2 separate regions of the Homo sapiens genome follow, and region 1 is linked to region 2. Evidence: read pairs that join two places in POLR2A ChIA-PET (ENCODE). Cell type or tissue: Panc1. All regions are shown on one strand. Links, peaks and the distances in the headings refer to the core of each region. The heading gives the core; the rest is flanking DNA. Region 1 overlaps CHD5 (chromodomain helicase DNA binding protein 5). Region 2 holds the start of LOC124903831 (a long non-coding RNA gene).

Region 1 (8,325 bases), core at 71-8,070, 91 kb before region 2:
GGCTCTCAGCCCTCTTAGGGCCACTGCTGGGCTGGCAAATTCCCTGCCTCATTGGCCCAGCTTTTCCTCAATCACAGACAAAGCTAGTGAGCCCAGAATGGGCAATGTCTGGACTAGGCACCGTTACCTCTCTGGCCCCAGTGACAATTGGCCCTAGATGTGTAAGTATCTTAGGCTTGCTTCCTCAGGTCCAGGGGCCAGGAGAGAGTGACAGTCATGATTCCCAAAAGGCCATGACATTTTAGCCTGCACCCCTACCCCTGTGGAAGCATGGTTTGGTAGGGGGGTCCCAGGGAGCCTGATTGTATTTAACATTCTTTTCTGGGAGGAGGGAGACAAAATGACCAGCACACTTTGCCCAGTGGCTTGGCCAGTGGGTTATTCATTGTCATTCCAAGTTGATCAGGTAATAGGATCCATCTATCATTTTATCAGTTCATTCAGTCGCTCACCCATCATCCATCCATCCATCTACCTACCCACCCACATCTACCCATCCACCTACAAAACCAACCAAGTAACCGTTCACCATCCGCCTATCAATCCATATCCATACCATATCCATCCATCCATCTGTTCTTCCTATCCACTATTCATCCATGCACTATTCGTCCATGCTTCCCACCATCCATCCATCCATCCATGCATCCATGTATCCATGTATCTACCTGCTCTCCCACATCTACCCGTCGACCCACAAAACCAACCAAGTAACCATTCACCATCCACCTATCTATCCATATGTATATCCATCCGTCCGTCCGTCCATCCATCCATCCATCCATCCATCCATTTGTTCTTGTTCTTCTTATCCACTATTCATCCATGCACTATCTGTCCATGCTTCCCACCATTCATTCATCCATCCTCCAATCCATCCATCCACCATTCATTCATCTGTCCATCCACCATCCACCCATCCACCATCCATCCATCTGCCCATCCACCATCCATCCATCTGCCCATCCACCATTCATGCTTCCATCCATTCATCCACCACCCACCATCCATCCATTCCTGTACCCACCATTCATCCATCTATCCACCCGTCATCCATCCATTCATCTATCCACCATCCATCCATGCATCCATCCACCATCCATCCATGCATCCATCCACCATCCACTCATCCATTCATCCACCATCCATTCATCCATCCACCATCCATTCATTCATCCATCCACCATCCATCCATGCATCCATCCATCCATCCACCCACCATCCATCCATCAATCCACAATCCAACCACGCATCCAACCACCATCCACTCATCCATTCATCCACCACTCATTCATCCACCCACCATCCGCCCACCATCCATCCATCTGCCATCCATCCATCCACCTATTGTCCATCTATTCATCAATCCACCATCCATCCATGCATCCATCCACCATCCACTCATCCATTCATCCACCATTCATCCACCCACCATCCATCCATCATCCATCCATTATCCATTCAGCCATCCATCTGCCATCCATCCATCCATCCATCCATCCTTCATCCACCATCCATCCATCCACCCACCCACCATCCATCCTTCATCCACCATCCATCCATCCACCCACCCACCATCTATCCATCCATCTATCCATTCATCTTTCATCCATCCATCCGTCATTCATCCATTCATCCATTTATCCATCCGTCCATCCTCCATCTTCCATCCACCATTCATCCATCCACCCACCATCTATCCATCAATTCATCATCCATCCATCAATTCACCATCTATCCACTTATTCACCATCCATCCACCATCCATTCATCCATCCACCCATCCACCATCCATCCTTCCACCCACCGTCTATCCATCAATTCATCATCCATCCATCTATTCACCATCTATCCACCATCCATTCGTCCATCCACCCATCCACCATCCATCCACTATCCACCCATCCACCATCCGTCCAGTGTCCATCCATCTGCCATCCATCCATCCATCCATCCATCCACCCACCATCCATCCATCTATCCATCCATCTACCCACCATCTATCCATCAATTCATCATCCATCAATCTATTCACCATCCATCCACCATGCATTCATCCATCCACCTATCCACCATCCATCCATTCACTATACAATTATCCGTCCACCCATCAGAGACTTCTGGAATATCTTCTCTGAGCTGGGTACTGAACACAATGTGTGTTGTCTAACTTTCTGGGCTTTTGCTTATCTCTGTGGCTCTGTCCTTATTTCACTCTCCTTCCCTGTCTCTCTCTCTCCCTCTGTCCCCATATCTGTCAGTTTTCGTCTCCCCTGAGGTCATGCCCCTGCCTCTCCCTTTCTGTCTGGCCGTTTTTCTCTCTTTTGTCCCTCCCTGTCCCCCCAGGTTGACTTCCCCTCTCACCATTCTGTCCTCCTCCTCCCCACCCATGCCCTGGGCCTCTCCCTGCTTTCCCTGCACCCCCAGGGTGACTCCCCCCAGGCCCCAGTCACTTGGGGTAAATGCCTCATCTATCCCCGTCTCTTCCCTCCACTCCCCACTCAGGACTGATGCTTTCTTTTGATGTGACACCAATGAGGTGATGTCTGGGTTTTGTTAAATGTCATAAATAAATTATGAATCCTCTCTTGGGCGGTGTACTGCCCCCCTTTGCCAGCATAAGCCCTGTCTCATGGGGGGAGGTTCGAGGACTAACGGCAGCCTGAGAACTCCTTGGCCAGCGTCTAGGGTGGCCCTGAGAACCTCTGGCCCAGCAGTGGCCAAACTAGAGACCGCTGCCCTCTGCCCTTCACCACTGCCGCCCTGACCCTCCTGGGTCTCGCTGGGCTCTGCCTGCCATTGCTGAGCCCCTGCAGGCATCGTGTGGGTCCTTTGCATTCACAGTTTTTACTTCTCCCCATAGCCCTGGGGGAAAGGCTGCCACATTAGGCCCATTTCACAGATGAAGAGAGAGGCTCAGTGGGGAGGGGACTTGCTGGTATCACCTCCAGGAGGGGTAGCTTGAAGCCTCTGCTGCCCCTGTTGCTCCCTCCTCCTGACCTCCTGGTGGCCTTGTTCTCTGCTTGTTGCTGGTTGGGGAGTCCAGGTGGGGAACAGAAATAGCCCCTCTCGGCCGGGCGCGGTGGCTCATGCCTGTAATCCCAGCACTTTGGGAGGCCGAGGCGGGTGGATCACGAGGTCAGGAGATCGAGACCATCCTGGCTAACATGGTGAAACCCTGGCTCTACTAAAAATACAAAAAATTAGCCGGGTGTGGTGGCGGACACCTGTAGTCCCAGCTACTTGGGAGGCTGAGGCAGGAGAATGGCGTGAACCTGGGAGGCGGAGCTTGCAGTGAGCCGAGATCGCGCCACTGCACTCCAGCCTGGGTGACAGAGCGAGAGTCCGTCTAAAAAAAAAAAAAAAGAAATAACGCCTCTCCCCAGGTCCTGGAGAGAGTGGTGGACATTGAGTGGGGTCCCTGTCCTTGGCAGGTTTGCCGGCCTTTGCAACCTGGTGATGGTGTTCTCGTCCCAGCTCCTGGCTTGGCCCCTGCAAATCCTTCAACCACCCAGAATCAGATGACCTAACTTTCGCTCCACAGTCACGCGCCTTCCCCTTGTTTTGATCACCTTGTGTTTGCCAAGTGCCCTGGCGGCTGCGTCCTTGCTCTGCTGCTGCCCCTCCCCAGAGGAGTGAGGGGCTGGAGCCTGGGTCTGGCAGAGCTGTGGGGCTGTGTGCAGGGGGACTAGTGTGGTGAACCAGCCTTGACCCCCTTGAGGGACCTGTGACCTGCCAGACCACAGACCAGCCTGAGTCACCTCAGTGTCCCCAGGGCATCCACCGAGCCGGTTTACACAGCGTGGGCTGTTTCAGTGGGAGGGTGCTGGGGGAGAGACTTCGCAAGGGGGTGGGCGCCCACTGCCTGTGTTCAAACAGTGGCAGCTTCACCACTGCCAGCTGTAGGACTGAGATGTAGGTAAATAATGAGGTCCTTTGAGCCTCAGTTTCCCAATCTGCAGATGGGGATAAGAATAGAACCCTGAGCCAGGTGTGGTGGTTGTGCGTGTTGTCCCAGCTGCTCAGGAGGCTGAGGTGGGAGGGTCGCTCGAGCCCAGGAGGTCGAGGCCTGCAGTGAGCCATGATCATAACACTGCACTCCAGCCAGCGACTCTGTCTCTAAAATAAATAAATAAATAAATAAAGCCCCAAACCAGAAAGAATAGTACCCCTCTCTGAGTTGCTGTGTTGAACTGATACAAATTAATCAGTCCTAGGTACTTTGGGCCTGGCACGAGCCTGGCAGGTGGTATGCAGTTATCACGACTGCTGCTATTGCAATGCGCTACCCTGAGAAGGGCCCACCTCATCGGCCTGGCCGCAGCCTGCAGTGGCTCAGCCTAGGCCAGCCTGGGGGTCCCACAGGGCTGAGCTGGCGCATACTGGGAGCTAGAGAGGGGCTGAGGGAGCTCTGGAGAAAGCAGCAGAAGGTGCCTCTCCTTCCTCTGGTCGACTTGAGCCCCACCCCGCCTCCACCCCCAGGAGGTGGGTGATCACAGGGTAATGGGTCTTAATTAGAGCAGGCTTGGATCCGTGGAGCCTCAGGCCCTGGAGGGTTAGGGCTGGTGCATGAGGGCACTGCCAGGTGGGCCAGGAGGGTGGTGGGGCAGCCACGAGGGGCCAGGAGCTGGCAGGACAAGGAGTTCTGAGGTGAGGTTGCTCCTCCCTGGAGCCCCTCACCCGGGACGGGCAGGATGCCACCTTAACACTGGCTGCATGCTCTGCGTCTTGGAACCCTCTGGGCCTCTGCTCTGTCCCCACCAGATGGAGCCATAGGGAGGAGGGACTGGTGGGCTCAAGGGCACAGGCTGGGCTTGGGGAAAGGCTGACCGTGCAGTTGCTTGTATGGTGACCCCCAGATCTGGTTTTAGAAAGCTCAGGACCTGCTGCGGGAGCAGAGAGTGTCCAAGGGCAGAAAGGGGCTGGGGCTTGGCTGAAGACGGGAGCGTGTGAGGTGTTGGGGGGGGCAGTGTCATAGAGAATCAGGCGTGTGGTGACCTCAGGGCCACCCACCAGAAGCCATCTGGGGAGAGGAAGGGCCCATCAGAGACAGGGTTAGGCAGGGCTGAGTCCCCGTCTCCGTGTGCCAGTTCCAGAGCCTTCTCAGAGGTGGGTTTCACCAGGCAGAGGCCCTGGGCTGTGAGGTCTTCTGGGAACGGAGCTGGGGTCTGTCCATGGGCAGAGGGTCTGGGGCCTTGTCCTCGAAGGCCTGTTCTGGGCGTGGGTTAGGGCCAGAGCAGGGGTCCCCCTTTGTCCTCCCCTTACCCACGGGCAGATCCCAGACTTCCTTCCAGAACTTCTGGCAGCCACCTGTGCATACCCTCATCCGTTCTGTTGGTCAGGCCACCAGTCAGTGACCATGTGCTGGGCTGGGTTTCCTAAGTCTGGGACCACCCTGCCGGAAGGGGACAGCTGGGAGGAAGCAGGAGGGAGAGGCCCCCCCTCGAGATTGCATCAGCCAGAGCCCGTTACATAAGCAGTGCTGGGCACCGCCAGGGTGTGGGGGTGGCTCTGCCCAGGCGGTCTCCTGCGGTGGCGGGGGAGGCGGAGGCCCGGTGGCAGAGCGGGCAGTTGTGGACTGGCATCCCATCGGCTGCCCCACCACAGACAGCTCCCCGCCAGCCCTGCCACTGCCCCACCGACACCTGCTCTGCAGGACGACTCCGAGGGGGTCCCCGTGCACGTTTTCAGCTGGTTTGAAAAATCCCCGCCTTTCCACACTAGTGATCAGAGGAATGGGGTGGGGTCAGCCGGAGCAGCCCAGCCCCTGCCCCTGGCTGCTTGGGGCCTCACCCACATAAACCCACCTGGGGCGGCCCTTGCTGCTGGCTCCCCTGTGTGCCCTAGCCCTCCACAGGGTGCCCTCCCTGTGTGGGAGCCCCAAGCACCTGGCCACCCTTGAGGGAGGCCCTGGTGCAGAGAGGCACCAAGACAGTGGTGCAGCCCCCACCTTCCACTGGTGCAAACACCTTCCACTGGTGCACATTGGCCCCGTGGGATGCAAGGGTGGGAGGGGCGTCCGCTCAGCCACCAGAGCCCCGGTGCCCCCGAGGAGTGGGGACAGTGGGGCTAAAGCTGCACCCATAGTGTGGGCCATGGGAGCCCCAGAGACCCAGGGTAGGAGCCCTCCTGTCCCCCTTTCCCCGCTTAGGACTCTCTGGGGGTCCCAGGCCGGGCGGTGGGGGCCTGTGTGGAGGGTGACAGGTGAGTGTTGGGTGCACATGCATGTCTGTGCGTCTGCATGTGGCGAGTGTGTCTGAGCGTGTGGGCCACACTGGGGGTCGCCTCGAAGCCCTTTTGGTGACCCAGGGGTCACCAGGGTCACCAGACTGCCTGGGTTCGAACCTGGCTCCAACACTGCCAGCTGTAGGTGGTTATGATCAAAAACTTCCTCGGGGGAAGGGGCTCTCTGTCTCTAAACTTGATCCAGCAGGGACACTCTGCCCCCTTCCTGGGTGAAAGCCTCCTGGTGGCCCCAGGACCTCTCGTCCTCCGCGGGGTCCCACTGGAGGCAACCCTCAGGCTCTGAGTGACACTCCCTGTTGTGTCTCCACTGTCACAGAAGGTCAGGCCTGGGGTGTCCATGGCAGAGGGTCTGAGGCTGAGGGGCCTCTCTTTGCCCCTCAGCTTCCCCTGAGTGCTCCTGAGTGCACAGGGGATGGTGGAGAGCGAGTAGGACAAGCTGGCTGGGGCGCTGGGGCCGCAGGCTGGCATGAAGGGCCGGCTCTCTCGTGGGCCCTTCTAGAGGACTCTTGGAGGTTCTTCCCTTCTGGAAGCCTCCTTTGCCCCCACGGGCAGAAGTGTCTCTACTTTGGATGGTTTGATTCTTGCTGCTGTGCCTGCCAAGAGGACCCTCCCCACAGCCCCTCCACAGCTCATATCTGGTGCGTGGGAACTCCTTTTCTCTATCCTGATTTCCCAGATGAGCGTCAGACCCCAGGCTACTGCCGTCCCAGCAGGGGTCTCACGTCACACCCCCCAGGACATGTGGCAGCCCTTCCTCTGGGTTGGAGGTTGAGGGAGGCAGACCTGGGACTGTGGCCAGTGTCGTCAAACATACTCCCTTCCCGAGCCTGCCCGGCCAGGGCCCCCTCGGCCTTTCGAGTCAGTGCAGGTGAGGTGAGTCCTGAACACCCACGTGTGCTGGGCACGGCGTCTCTCTGTGGACTGTCACAGCTTTCTAGTGCCCAGCTGGAATGCGCTTGGCTTCCCGTTGTGAGTGTGTTGGAGGTGGGGGAGTGCGGACCTGTGTGCCTGTGTGTGCACAGGTGCGGGATCCACGAGGAGATACGATATGGTCTTGGATTCTCCATTAAGGTGGCATCCTCTCAAACCCATGGGGTATCCTGGCATCTTCCTTGCTGAGTTTGTCCTGCAAACCCCTGGGGTCCTCAGGTTTGGGGCTTGAGTGTCCCTGTGCTCCACAATTCTCTCTCTCTCTTTTTTTTTTTTTTTTTTGATGGAGTCTCACTCTGTTGCCCAGGCTGGAGGGCAGTTGTGCGATCCCAGCTCACTGCAACCTCCACCTCCTGGGTTTGAGCGATTCTCCAGCCTCAGCCTCCCGAATAGTTGGAATTACAGGCGCCCACCACCACGCCCAGCTAATTTTTGTATTTTTAGTAGAGACGGGGTTTCATCGTGTTGGCCAGGCTGGTCTCAGACTCCTGGCCTCTGGTTATCTGCTCGCCTCAGCCTCCCAAAGTGTTGGGATTACAGGCGTGAGCCACTGTGCCTGGCAGGTCCAGCATTCTCGAGCCACCTCCTGGCCACACTGTGGTCCTCTCTCTGGAGGGAGAGATGGGCCTCACTGAGGTCTGTACTCTGCTCTATCAGCCCCAACTCCTTCCTGGTAGAGATGCTCCGTTTCTCCGGCAGTGATGGCAACAAGGCAATTCTGTTTGTTGTTCATGGAGGTTCAGTTTTCTGAACACTGTCTTATCAGGGGCAGGTGGTTATTGTCCCATTTACAGAGGAGGGAAGGAAAGGCCTGGAGGTGAGGTGATGTCACACAGTCCCTAGAGCTGGGGCTCCTGTCCTGTGTTCTCTCACTTCACTGGGTTTGGGGAGGGCAGGGCAGCTGTGACCTGGCACAGTTGGGTGTCTGGGGGTCCCAGCTTCCCCAGGGCTGGCTCTGTGTCTCCAGGGCTCTCCTGGAGGAAGCTCAGGAGTAACTGCTGCCACCTTCTGATTTTTCCAGAAGAAGAAGATGGTGGTCTTGAAGCCTTCGATGACTTTTTCCCTGTGGAGCCCGTGAGCCTTCCTAAGAAGAAGAAACCCAAGAAGCTCAAGGAAAACAAGTGTAAAGGGAAGCGGAAGAAGAAAGAG
Region 2 (8,303 bases), core at 1-8,000:
CTAAGTGCTCCAGCCAAAGAAGTGGAAGTGCTTTGCACCCACATCTTCTGTAGCAGCACGCCTTTGCTGTACCCAGGCCCGTTCTCACGCCAAGCTCTTTTTGGCCTGACACTTTGCAAGCAGGGACCCTGGTGCTCTGGGTCTCTGTGGATGAGTTGGGACAGAGGCGGAGTGGGCAGGCTAGGGTGGGGGTGGACAGTGTATTCGGCCTCCCTTCAACTTCTTTCTCAAGCAGAGTCACCTCCTACTCTTGGAGAACTGAATTTTCCTCTCCACTTCCCAGCAAGAAAGATGTGGGGACTTGCGGGCCTTACGACACTGCACGACAGGCCGACGAGGCTGACCCTGGGATAGTTCGCCCGCACCCACCCCAGGGACAGGCCGCAGAGAGCAGGGCCGTTACCTCCATCCTTTCTTCTTAATGATGTTTCCCAGTACCACTTCAGCCCTGCAAAACAAGACACCGAGCTCTCATCACAGCCAAACAGAAAAATCAAACCCAGACCCACTGTGGCCACTGGCCACTTGGTTCCCTCTGTGAAAATGTCACTGGGGCCAGAGAGCCAGGCTGTTAACACCCGCCTTGGCTCAGTAGCTCATTCCACAGACAGGGTTGGCCCGAGGGAGTGGGAGCAGCTGTGTTATTGCCCCCCACTAGGATGGCTGTGGCATGTTCCCCTGCAGACACGTGTCTAAGCAGTGGCGGCCCCAGCTCTCACACAGAAGGAAGGAGCTGCTGTCGAGCATCCCATTTCCTAGTCAGCTGAAAATTCACCAGGGAAAATGCCTGGCAACATTAGGTGGGCAAAATTTCCAGAGAAGTATCTTGTTTTTTTTTTTTTGAAATGGAGTCTCGCTCTATCAATGGAATGTAGTGGCGAGATCTCGGCTCTCTGCAACCTCTGCCTCCTGGGTTCAAGCAGTTCTCCTGCCTCAGCCTCCCAAGTAGCTGGGACTACAGGCACCTGCCACCACGCCCGGCTAATTTTTGTATTTTTAGTAGAGACGGGGTTTCACTATGTTGGCCAGGCTGGTCTCGAACTCCTCATCTCGAGTGATCCGCCCACTGTGGCCTCCCAAAGTGCTGGGATTCCAGGCGTGAGCCACCGCGCCGGGACAAGTATCTTTTTTCAAAGGTAAATTATTCATCAAGTCACGCTCTGTTTTGAGAGACAATCAACATGTACTCAGGGTCAAGGGCTGGATTTCCAGCAGATCTGTGCATGCTTGTGTATATGTGTGTGTATACATGTGTGCATGTGTGTGGGTGCACGTGTCCCTCTCATTTCCTGCACTGAACGGCAGAGTCAGATGCTAGGCGGACCACTGTCTGTCCTGTTTGGCATCACTGGGTCCTGCACCAAACCCAGGCCAGCTGGGGGCATGGGCGGCCGTCCCAGCCTTGCCTGGCACTGCAGCACTGGATTAACTTTGAAGAACTTTCTGCTTGTAGCAAAATGTTTCTGAGCAAAACAACAGACGGAGAATGATCCATACTCTGTGCTACATTCCAATTATAAAAGCGCCTGAGTCATCCACTCAGAAATAATGGGCTCTGATTTGCAAGCTGTTTAGCATGCGCTCTGAATGCTCCTCATTTATGGTCAAGACACACAGAAAATTCACTCAGCCCTAGGCCTCTTCCTTTTATTCCTTGGTCCCTGATTTGGGGATCAGGAAAGGAGGAGGAAGAGAGAAAAGCTAGCAGCGATCTCTGGGGCAGAGGAGCAGCAGACAGTGAGTTATCTAAGCCTGTGGCTTGTGGCTCTGGCTGTGATTTGGTAGGACTCACATCTGTTCGCGGGACACAGAAATCCTGCAGCTCTCTGAGAAGCGTGCAAATTAGTGTCAGCAGGAGAAGCAAGGGGCCTCGGGAAGATACGGGTTTGGCCCCCTGCAAGCTGCCTCTCAGCCTCCCCCAAACTCCCCAAAGCAGTTTCTCCCTGCCTATCCCCGGCACGCAGCGCCCAGCTCCCCTGTGAGGGCACTGATGGGCGTCCACCGGGGGCTCAGCTCTGAGCTGGACAGAGGGACCGCAGTGGCCGGCCCAGGAGCAGAGGGCAGGGGATTCCACAGAAACGGCGACCTGAGGGGAAGCTGCTCCCTGACTCCCCGGTCTTCTGGCAAGCGGCTTCCGAGAGGCCCGAGGCTGCCGGAGACCCAGGGAACTTGCCCAGCTCACCAGCTCTGGGTGTCCAGTTAAACAGGGGAACATGGAAACTGCGAGTGACAGAGGACGGAGTGTGGCTGCTGTGACATGGGGTGTGCCCGGCCTCATCCACGGAGGCTGCACGGAGCTGCCTCCCACACATTCTTCAGGGCAGCATAACCCAGGCCAAAGCAGGCAGCGAAGAGGTGGGGGGCTCGGGACGGGAGGTGCCTCTCGGCTTGGCATCTGCACTGGGCTTTTTGACCTCAGACCCCTCCGCTGGGCTCATCTGTCTGGAAAGCAGTTCACTTTGATGGGAAGCTGCTGCCAGTATGGAGGGAGTGGGAGGGGGCTGTGCCATCCGGAGGGCCAAAAGGGCTGCAGATGGGGGCTGGAGGCGGTTTGAGGGTCCCAGCGGCAGCCCCCAGGGCTGTGCGCTCCCCAGGCTCTGGGTGGGAACTTGAGCAGGGCCCAGTTGGGTTCCCTGCCGCCGGGTGCTCTGGGCCCCGCTGCAGTTGCAGGTAACCACCCAGGGCCCACGAAGCAGCTGCGGGCCAAGCAGCTATGGTGCACAGCAGCCCAGGCCTGCAGCCTGCCCGGCTGACGGGAACTTGGCTGGCCCCAGGCAGGAGGGGGGCAGAAGGAGGATGAAGAGAGGGCCAACAAATGATTTCACAAACAAAAGCTGACTTCTGGAAACCCGATGCAGGAGAGTGGATGATTTGATTACAGCCAGTCTTTAAAATTGAAGCCAACAGCCTGGCTGAAGAAGGCTGAGCTTTTACATAATTGAGCAGGAAAGTTCACCGCCAAGATGGGAAGTGCTCCCCACAGCACTTGGCCGGAGCCTGCCCTCCCCAGCTCTGAGGCCCTGCAGCCCTAGTTGCACAAGTGAGACATGAAATGTCAAAATGTCAGGCACATCAGGAGAGCCCAGGACAGCAGCTCCATCGCGCCTCTCACCCAGCACAGCATCTTTGGCACCAGAGGGACTGTGGTCCCCCTGGTGGCTCCACGGGGAGTTCAGCAAGTGATCAGTGTCCAAGTGTTCTGCAATTCCAGCCCCATGAAAATAGCACCTCCTAAAGCCATTCAGAGTTTAAAAATGAAAGCAGGGTGCAAGGTGCATTTGTGAGCACTCTTGGGAACGCGAGCGGCAGGAATCCCTGTAGCTCCGGCTCTGCCCAGGCATTCTGAACCACTTTTTCCCGTGTGAAAAGACACGTACTTGCCGGCTGCGTAGACTTCTGCTGTATCGAAGAGGTTGATGCCATTATCATAGGCCAAGGTCATGAGCTGCTCTGCCATCTGAAACGAGAAAACCGACACTGTCCTGCCAGCCGGGGGTGGGGCCCAGAGGCTCTGGAGCACCACCCTCTCGGCCTGGGAGGCCTCCCCGTGTCCAGGCCCTGCCCTCCCGGGCCCGACAGGCTCCCCTGTGGGCTGTCTCCTTGCCCTCTCCTGCCACAGGACAGGGATGGAGGCAGCTCTCAGTAACAAACCCATTGAGAAGAATAAAGAAGGCAAAAGGAATGAAGAAACTGCCAAGGACTGTGAATTTCTTGAGAGCAGGGACCCCATCAGTTGGGGTCATCACAGGGCTTAGCACCTGTACTGGGTCGAACAGTATCCCCACAGAATTCATGTCTACTTAGAAGCTTAGAGGTGACCTCATTTGGGAATAGGGCCTTCTTCAATGTAATTAGCGAAGATGAGGTCGTACTGTGTTAGGGTGGGTCCTACACCCTATGTGACTGGTGATTTACAAGGAGAGAAAATGCAGACACAGAAGTCCATGAGACTACGAAGGCAGAGACCAGAGTGACACGTCTACAAGCCAAGGACTGTTGGCAACCCCCAGGAGCTGAAAGAGGCATGGGGCGGACCCTCCCCCGAGCCTTTACAGGGAACCTTGCCCTGCCAACACCTTGGTATCAGACCTCTGGCCTCCAGAAGGTGACAGAACGGTGTCTGTTGTTTCAGGCCCCCAGGTTATGTTACTTTGTTACAGCAGTCCTAGGAAACCAAGGCAGTCCCCAGCAGGGGCTCTGTGGATGTTGCTGGGATGAGTCTATGTCCTTAAAGCCAGGGCGGTGTATTCAGTTGTACCTCATTGAATCTTTCCCAGCACCTGCACATGAGGACTGAATTGTTATTTTTGTAGATGGAGCAACTGACATCCCACAGCTGGTGCATGGTGGGTGACATCCATTCTGGCCTCTTGTCCAGTGTTTCTCCAACGGCACATACTCCCGGCCCTGAGCGGCACTGCTGTGGTGGTGGCTGCCTCATGGGCAAGATGGATGAATGACTGCCCGAGCTAAATGCGCTGTGCATCAGACTTTGCTCCATGGCTGCTGTCAGGACGCGATTGTGCTCCATGAGCAAAGAACTGGTCGTGGGGTGGGACTCATGGAGCGAGGGGAGCCCCTCTGCAAGTGACAGCTCCCTCCAAGAGGCCGGAGAGAAAGGTGCCCCTGAGCTTCTGGCTCTCGGACAGGGCTGCTTCCCTCTGAGTGTCACGCTTCCCCAGGTGCGGCTCAGAGCACTGGGCCTCACCAGCAACAAGCCCAGCGTGGGGTGAATAATTCTTAATAACCCTCAAAAACCATAGGACAGAAAACCAGCCAGGGGTGGCTTCACAGGGCTGCGTCTCTCCTTTCTGAACTCAGAAGCCCTTGTGGCCAGGAGGTATGGAGAGTGAGGACGGAGTAGCCACCACTGGGGGGCACCCATGGGAGAAGGCCCATGCCCAAATGCTGCACGTGGGAAGGCGGACCTGGTGCTAGAGATCTGCCAACCTCTCAAGAGAAGCCAGAAAGGCAGCATGTTTGTGGGTGGGGGGTGTATGGAAATCTGGCCGGCAGCCTGGCGACACTGGCACTCATCCCCAAACATCTCAGACACTGAAATACAGCACAGCTGAAGCTGAGCCCCGGTTAGTGAGCGGCTGTGATTTGAGTCAGGAAGCCCGGGGGTGGAGGCCGTCGGTTTTCAGGATCCACCTGCCGGGGCTCTGTTGTTGTCTTCCTGCTGCAGCTCAACTGCCCTGAGGTATCAAATGCATCCATGCATCAAATGCATCCGCCGCCCGAGGGACCTGCTGCTGCCCCCCCAGCCTCCTCCTCCCGGATGTGCCCACCCAGGGAGAGCCCAGGAATCTCTCCCCACCTCTAGCACTTTCCTTCCCAGCACCAGGGCTCCAGCACGGACAGACGGGTGGCTTGTTCACCTGCTCACTGCTTCCTCCTCGTCTTCCTCCTGACTTTTCCCAGATGCCTCCCACATCCAGGCCCAGGAGGAGAGAGCCCAGGAGGGCACGGTGCGCTGGGCCCCGAAGGGGCTAAGTCTGTGGTTAGGGCACTCACGCTCCTGGCAGGGCTTCTCAGAGGAGGGGACCCAGGGCTCCGTTTTCTGTTTTTATATTTCAGACACATGTATTTTCTTATCCCCCATCTTTCTTCCAGGAGGGGTGGCACACTACCCATATGTTTCTGCACTTTGATTTTTTCACTCACAATACATCCTAAAAACCAATCCACACCTGCTCATGAAGATCCCTTTCATTCTTTTTGTTTAATTAAAACATTACTGCATTTATCAAAGAGACTTTAAGTTGTGGTAAAATATATATGATGAAATTTACTATTTTAACCTTTTTCAAGCATAGTTCAATGGCAGTAAGTACATTCGCATAGTTGTGTAACCATCACCACCATCCATCTCCCTGTCATATTCCTAAACTGAAACTGTACCCATTGAACAGTAACTCCCCTTCCCCGCTCCCTGCCTCCAGCCCCAGCACCCATCATTCTCTGGTATTTATGAATTTAACTACTCTAGGCACCTTAGACAAATGCAGTCACACCGTGTGTCCTTTTTGTGGCTTGTTTCAGTGAGTGTAATGTCCTCAAGGTTCAAGGTTCATCCAAGGGGTATCACATGTCCAGAATATCCAAGACTGGGGTTATTTTTTTTTTTTGGGAGATGGAGTCTCATTCTGTTGCCCAGGCGGGAGTGCAGTGGCACAATCTTGGCTCGCTGCAACCTTTGCCTCCTGGCTTCAGGAGATTCTCCTGCTTCAGTCTCCTGAGTAGCTGGACTACAGGTGCATGCCACCAAGCCCAGCTGATTTTTCTATTTTTAGTAGAGATGAGGTTTCACCATGTTGGCCAGGCTGGTCTCGAACTCCTGACCTCAAGTGATCTGCCCGCCTCAGCCTCCCAAAGTGCGGCCGACAAAGACTGGGTTTTGAAGGGTGTTTAGGAGTTTGTCAGGCAGGCAAGGAGAGAGTGGGTGGGGGAGGGGCACTCTAGGCCCTGGGGCTGGTGTGGGCCAGGGAGGGCAGCCTGCGGCAGCATCAGCTCCCGGGAGGTCTCGCTCACCTGTGCTCCGGTCAAACCCTGGGGAGCCCTCCTTGACTAATCCTCCCATCACTGGAGCCTGAAGTTCAGCCCCTGCCGCGGCTTCCCCTGCAAATTAGTCCAGAATCTGACCCGTCTCCCCACCTCCACGGTGCCCACCCTGCTCTGAGCCTCCAGCGGCTCTTGGGTGGTTTCTCACAATAGCCTCCTAGCTCTCTGCTTCCATCCTCTCTCCCTGCACCTTCCCCAGGCAAAGCGTGGTCCATGGGCCAGCATCAGCATGAGATCAGAAATGCGGCCTCCCAGGCTCCACGACAGCCCTGCCACATCAGGATGTGCCTTCCGAGTACATGGGATCGTGCACACGCTGAACTCTGGGACATCCTCATGACTCGCCATTCCCAGTGCAGCAGCCAGGGCGAGCCTTGGCAGACCTTTTAAATCAGGTCAAATTTCCTCCATGCAAAAGCCCTCCAGGGGCTTCCATCTCGCAGAGGGTCAAAGCCAAAGTCTCCACCAGATCTGCACCCTGACCCCCAGCTCTATCCCCTGCATCCCCTTCTCCCCAACACTCGGCCTTAGGGCTGTGCCTTGGTTGTCCCCTTGGCCCCCGAAGGCTCTTTCTCTGGACCACCACGTGGCGTCCTTGCTCGCTTCTGCTTCCTGACCACCCTGTCGTCAGGACCCCCGCCCCCCTGCCCTCCTTTTTCTACTTTCTTCTCTGCAGTCAACTAAATAATGGTTCTCCAAAGGTATCACGTCCCTGGAACCTGGGAATGTGACCTTAGGTAGAAAGAGGGACTTTGCAGATGGGATTAACGTGAGTACTCTGCAGTGGGGAGAATGTCCTGGCTTAGCTAAGTGGGCCCTCAGTGCCATCACAGGTGACCTTATGAGGACGAGACAGACGGAGACTTGACTGACAGAAGAGGAGGACGGAGAGTATCCACAGGGGCAGAGACTGGGGGATGCGGGCACAGGCCAAGGAAGGCCAGCAGCGCCAGACGCTGAAGAGGCTGGGAAGGGTCCTGGCCTGGAGAAGGGAGCCCGGCCCGGCTGACTCCTGGACTTAGGCCGGGAAAGGTCCTGGCCGGGAGAAGGAAGCCCGGCCCGGCTGACTCCTGGACTTAGGCTCAGGGGTACCGAGTTTGGATCTCTGGACCCCAGAGCTGTGAGAGAATACGTTGCTGCTGTTTTCAGCCGCGCATTGGTGGCTATTTGTTACAGCAGCCACAGGCAGCTCGCACCCTCTCCACAGCATGCTGTTCGACCACTGGAGACGGTGTCTTGCCTGCCTCTTTACCCTGTCGCCCTCTCTAGAAAGACAGTGACTGGGAAGAGGCTGGAAGCAGGCAGGGAGCTGGCGCTAGGCAGGGGCTCCGCAAGCCTGAGGCGGGGCCCCGGATGCTCCTGGCTCTGCTCTGCCCACCGGGAGGCCTCCCACTCCTGCTCATAGACTAAGAACAAAGGGCTCGGCGCTCTCCGCTCCGGAGCACGGTGGCCCTGAACACACCTGGCTCCCTCCTGGGAGGAAAGCCCGGCCAATCACAGAAACCTGTGGTCATCACAGACCCCCGAAGGCGTGCAGACAGCCGGATCAGCAGGGTCCGGCACTGCAGACACCAACCCTAACCTCACCTGTCCCTCAGCAAAAACGAAGCCACCATACAATTCCAGCTACATCCAGGGTGGCGCCTGGGATTGGCAGGACCAGAGGCAGGAAAGAGAGGGAGCGACTCACGGCACTGTGGGGCTCTGCTTTCTCACTATTTTATTTATTTATGTTTTGA

Evidence for each region. ChIA-PET counts read pairs that join two places held together with the same protein. Peaks named below come from ENCODE experiments on the same cell type or tissue, not always from the same donor. Only the 100,000 strongest peaks of a DNase experiment are listed, where the experiment ranks them.
Region 1: POLR2A ChIA-PET joins it to region 2 with 14 read pairs; 3 of 35 experiments call an interaction of 5 or more read pairs at or near these places.

The regions. Positions count from the first base shown.
Region 1 is chr1:6,168,150-6,176,474 of GRCh38, reverse strand. It overlaps CHD5 (chromodomain helicase DNA binding protein 5), which reads left to right. Exons shown (of 42, transcript NM_015557.3): 2 at 8,198-8,325. Among named protein-coding and RNA genes, the nearest start is that of CHD5, 8.0 kb to the left of the region's middle. In Panc1, for the core only: a CTCF peak has its summit at 4,573 (motif pointing right); no DNase peak of the experiment used is centred there; H3K27ac peaks cover 2,528 bases.
Region 2 is chr1:6,077,349-6,085,651 of GRCh38, reverse strand. It overlaps KCNAB2 (potassium voltage-gated channel subfamily A regulatory beta subunit 2), which reads right to left. Exons shown (of 16, transcript NM_001199862.2): 5 at 3,378-3,457; 6 at 404-448. LOC124903831 (a long non-coding RNA gene) reads right to left here and starts at 397. Exons shown (of 2, transcript XR_007065442.1): 1 at 1-397. RefSeq lists a silencer at 2,151-2,631. In Panc1, for the core only: no CTCF peak of the experiment used is centred there; no DNase peak of the experiment used is centred there.